Regions from separate parts of the Homo sapiens genome. Here region 1 is linked to region 2. Evidence: chromatin loops called from intact Hi-C (ENCODE). Cell type or tissue: K562. All regions are shown on one strand.

The links. Hi-C counts contacts between places; a loop is a spot of excess contacts. Peaks named below come from ENCODE experiments on the same cell type or tissue, not always from the same donor. Only the 100,000 strongest peaks of a DNase experiment are listed, where the experiment ranks them.
Region 1: a loop joins it to region 2, with 2.2 times the contacts of the local background. A loop is called at or near these places in 4 of 110 quality-filtered maps.

Annotation. Positions count from the first base shown.
Region 1 is chr7:127,796,682-127,799,181 of GRCh38, forward strand. All of the region lies in intron 10 of SND1 (staphylococcal nuclease and tudor domain containing 1), which reads left to right. Among named protein-coding and RNA genes, the nearest start is that of SND1, 150 kb to the left of the region's middle. RefSeq lists a silencer at 2,147-2,494. In K562, no CTCF peak of the experiment used is centred here; a DNase peak (open chromatin) is centred at 1,500.
Region 2 is chr7:127,711,065-127,713,564 of GRCh38, forward strand. All of the region lies in intron 9 of SND1 (staphylococcal nuclease and tudor domain containing 1), which reads left to right. Among named protein-coding and RNA genes, the nearest start is that of SND1, 60 kb to the left of the region's middle. In K562, no CTCF peak of the experiment used is centred here; no DNase peak of the experiment used is centred here.

The sequences.
Region 1 (2,500 bases), 86 kb after region 2:
GTAGCTTTGCTTCTTAGCAGCAGTAAAAGTATAGATCTGGTTTTCTCACGGAGTTTATATTTGCCAAAATGTTCCTTGAGTGTGAACTTAGACTTGCCTTAATTCGTACTAATTAGCCCATTTCTGATTTTTACAGTTTTGAAATAATTTTGCTTGGTTTTCACCACAAAGTCATAAGTAAGTCCAGATAATTTTTATTTTCCTGAGTCTTTTTTTTTTTTTTTTTTTTGCTATTGAGTCTCTCTCTGTCACCCAGGCTGGAGTGCAGTGGCATGATCTCAGCTAAACGCAACCTCCACCTCCTGGGTTCAAGCGATTCTCCTATCTCAGCCTCCCGAGTAGCTGGGATTACAGGTGAACGCCACCATGCTGGGCTAATTTTTGTATTTTTAGTGGAGACAGGGTTTCACCATGCTGGTCAGGCCGGTCTTGAACTCTTGACCTCAGGTTATCCACCCACCTCACCCTCCCACAGTGCTGGGATTACAGGTGTGAGCCGCTGTGCCCGGGCTATTTTGCTGATTCTTAAGAGGAAACCGAGGCAAGCCACCAAGTAGGAGGCCAGTAGGTTGGGCCACAATCACTGTGTAGAGCCCAGGTTTCTAGTAGATCAGCATCAAGCTGCCTGCTACTCTTGGCCATTTGTTTGCCATGAAATATTCAGGGAATGTTTGATTTCAAGGTTGAGGGCAGCTCTTTTCCTCATTGCCTTCAGGAGAACTGAACTCAAGCCTTGTTCTCTTCAGGAATTGATGCCCTTTCTGCTTCATTATCCCAGGCTTACTGGCTGAGTCCTCACTGTTCCTCTAGGAAAAGTAGCATAGACTTCATTCCCTCTTGGAGCAGATTTTTACTTTCAGAGCACTTCGGGGGTGGGAAATGTTTGTGTCCGGTTACATGTTGGAAGCCATGCCTGCACAGGGAAAGGAAGATGGGGCAGGGCCCCAGCATCTTTTTGTTTTCAATTTTCTTCAGTGGGTGTGGGAGCCACTTTGCTGCTGGTGGCCCAACTTCTTGTGAGCCTTCAGGTCCTTTCACATTTAGGTTTGTGAGGGGTGATACTGTTCTTTTATTTCACCTTTTTTCCCCCCTTGCAGTAGTATTTGTAGCTAAGTGAAGGGACCGCATATGGTTTGCTACTTGGATAATGGTTTGGGAGCCCCTAGAGCCTTTAAGCTATTTAAAGTCCTGACAGGGTCTTGGGGGAACAAAGACCTCATGCTTGGCTCCTGCTATTTCCTCCCCATCCTTCTCTCTGTCCTCTTCCCTCTCTCATCCTTACTGCGTCTGAGCAATAAATAGCAAGTGCTTCTGAAATACTCTTAGTTGGCTAATGTAATTGAGTAGAAGAACACTCTTTAGACGCAGATTTTTTTTCTTACATGATGGTCTTGAAAATGGTACTTTAATTTCAGGGTGTGCAGGTACCTGTGGAATATAATCATATGCTGTGCACTGGAGATAACGGGTCAGGCTCTTTAAGGACATGAGGCCGCCTAAATTTGCTTTACTTCTTCCCTCTTTGGTCCTGTGAAACTCTTGTTCTCCTACTGGCAAGCTGCCAGGGGACATTTGTAATCAAGACTGTTTCTTGGAATTGCCACTGCCTCTTCTTTTCTGCTCTCACTGTGGCTAGTGTGGGTCCAGACCCCTGGATGGCTTTGGGGGCTTGGGCAGGAAAGGAGACAAGACATGCCTACTCTTGCCATTCCTGTCATGGCCAGGTTGGTTTGCTGTCTTAGATTCTCAGATCCCACACCCAGGCTTCCAGTAGCTGGAACTAAGGAATATTTGGAAATTTTGTTTTGTCACTGTTACTACAATGTTTCCTGGTGTCTTATTTGTATAGAAGTTGGAGGGGTATTGAATTCTCCCATTTTTATTAACCTACTTACTTTTTTTTTTAATTGAACTATTTTGGCATTAATCAAGTTCTCCAGTGTGGCTTTCTGCATTTAATAAAACTCTGACCCCCTCTTTGTTTTATTGCCTTCGATTTAAAAGTCATGGGGCCAAGTGCCTAAAATATAGACATTTTTGTGGCCTGGAGACCTCCTTGCTACTTATTTAAAAATTCACATGGTCAGATACAGTGGCTCATGCCTATAATCCTAGCTCTTTGAAAGGCTGAGGCGGGAGGATCACTTGAACCCAGGAATTTGATATCAGCCCTGGTAACATAACAAGACCCTGTCTCTACAGAAAATTAAAATAATTAGCTGGGTGTGGTGGTGCATACCTATAGTCCCCAGCTACTCGGCAGGCTGAGGTGGAAGGATCATGTGAGCCTGGAACGTCAAGGCTACAGTGAGCCCTTGTCATGCCATTGCATCAGGAGCAACAACATAGCGAGACTGTGTTAAAGAACAAAAATTAAAAAGCACGTTTGTGGGAATCACACCAGACCTACTGAGTCAGATTATCTGGTGTGGGCTTGGTAGTCTGCATGGTTATAAGCTCCCAGGAGATTCTTAGGCACACTGAAACCTGACAACCACCG
Region 2 (2,500 bases):
TCATTCAGTCTGCTAACAGTATCTTGGAGCTTTGCAACCTGCATCAATCTGGACTGGTTTCTCTTTTTGCCTGTTTTAGAGCTGTCATCTTTGGATTTCTTCACCATTGTCCTGAGGGATTTCTTTGCCTTACTCTTGGATTGGAGCTAGGATTGCTGGATCTCACAGCTTTCTCTTTATAATTTGCAACTTTGTTTTAGTGGCATACATTCTCTAACTTCATGGCAAAGAATGCTTGGGAGGTAAATTTTCTGAGACCTTTCATGTCCATTCTCTACATACACTTGATAGTTTAGCTGGATATAGAATTTTATTTTAGAAGTCATTTTCCATTAGAATTGTATCTATCAGTATCACTCCACTGTCAGTAGTTATCAGAAACTTTTTTGATTTCTAATTTTTTTATGGATCTGAAACCATCCTGATTTCTTATCCTTATATATTTTTTTCTTTCTGAAAGGTTTTAGCAAATTCTTTTTGATCCTAGTGTTCCAACATTTCATAGCGATGCACTTTGTTTATCTATATTTGAGCATATTATGCCTCAATGTTTAGTTGTTTTGTTCTGAGACTTTTTCTCCCAACTCTTTTGTTGGTTTCCATCTAGAATCTTTGTTCTCTTTTTTCTAGAACTCCTATTATTTGGTTGTTGGATTTTGTGGGCTCATCTTCCAGTTTTTTTCTCCTATTTTCTGTCTCATCTTCTATTCTTTTTAGATTTCTTTATAGTTACCTTTCAGTAGTTTTATTGACATGATACTGTTTTATTTTTTAAGAACTTTTTTTGTTCTCTGCATGTTTCTCTTTTACTATTTTAAAAAATAAAGTTTTATACTGACTTCAGAGATAAAAATCATCTCTTAGCTTTCTGCGAAATTGATTTTTTTTTTTTTAGTTTCATTTTTACTGCGCACTCACTATGTTCTTCAAGCCTCTCCTCTCCCCTTCTTGGGTTATTTTGGTCCCTTATTTTTCATATTAGAGGCTTTCCTCAGATATTTGCTGAGTCTTGGTTTTCTGTCTTATTTGAGAATAAGATATTAAAACACTGAGTTTAGAAGCAATGACCCTAGTGTGGGATTTAGGGTATACATATTTGCTTGTTTGTTTTTGAGACAGGGTCTTGCTCTGTCACCCAGGCTGGAGTGCAGTGGTGCCATCACAGCTCACTGCAGCTTCAAGCTCATGGGCTTAAGCGATCCTCGTGCCTCAGCCTCCCGAATAGCTGGGACTACAGGTGCACGCTAACACACCTGGCTAATTTTTAAATTTTTTGTAGAGATGAGGTCTCCCTATGTTGCCCAGGCTGGTCTTGAACTCCTGGGCTCAAGTGATCCTCCCACCTTGAGCTCCCAAAGTTGCAGGGATTATAGGTGTGACCCACCATGCCTGGCCAGGGTATACATCTTGAAATCCATCTGCTTCTTACAAAGATTTGAAACCATCCATCATTTTTGGTCCCATTTTCATTCCCAATTGAGATGCTTGATTTGACAGTTTCTGAGTCTTGGCAGATTAGGGAGAGTGGGACTGCGGTATAAATCAGATTGCCTATTGTGTTTTCTCGCCACTGTCTCAGGATTTAGCTTTTGTGAGTCAGTGGAGTAAGTTACTACTCATCCATCTGCTTTCCAGCTTCCAGGGTTTTGTTGCAGTGTTCTCTCTCATTATCTTCTTCCTTTTGGGCTTATGTATAGATACGTTTTACAGATCCCTTTTATCTAGAGGTGTTTAGAGAGGGACCCAAAATAAAGAGCTTACTTCTTTAATTGATGTGTAATATTTCATTGTAGGCTGCAACATAATATTTTTGACCAGTCTCTAATAGGTTTATATTCATGTAGTTGAGAATTTTTTTCGTTATTTAGAAAGTGGAATAAATCTCCAAGTAATTGGCAGTTATTTCCTTAGAAATTATTTGGCTCACATTTGCCAAACATGTCTTTAGAAATGTTAACCAGTATATACCACTAAGTGTGTTCATTTTCTAATATGTTGTAAAACAGGGATTGGACAGCTTTTTCTTAAAGGACCACATTGTAAATATTTTAGGCTTGGTGGCCATGTGGTCTCTGTTGCAACTACTGAACCCTGCCATGGTAGCAGGAGAACAGACATGGACAGTGTGTAAATGAATGGTTGTGGCAATATTCCAGGAAAACTTTATAACAATATGAAGTGGGCTGGATGGCCCTTGGGCCATAGTTTGCCAGCCTTTCTTGTAGAACACTGGATAGCAACATTAAGTTAAAAATGGAAAAAAATACATGCATTACTTTTCATAACCTGGAACTCAACAGCAGTTCTGTATCATTTTACCTGATTTAAAATATCTGTTAGTGGCAAACAGCTTTTTTCAGGGAATCCTAAAAAAGTTCTAAGATACCTGGGACCTTCACATAGTCTGAAAGTCCTGCAAGTCTTCCCTGAGTGATTCTGCTTTCAAGATCATGTGATTGTGAAGCCTTAACAAATAGTGATTCTCTCTTCAACAATCACC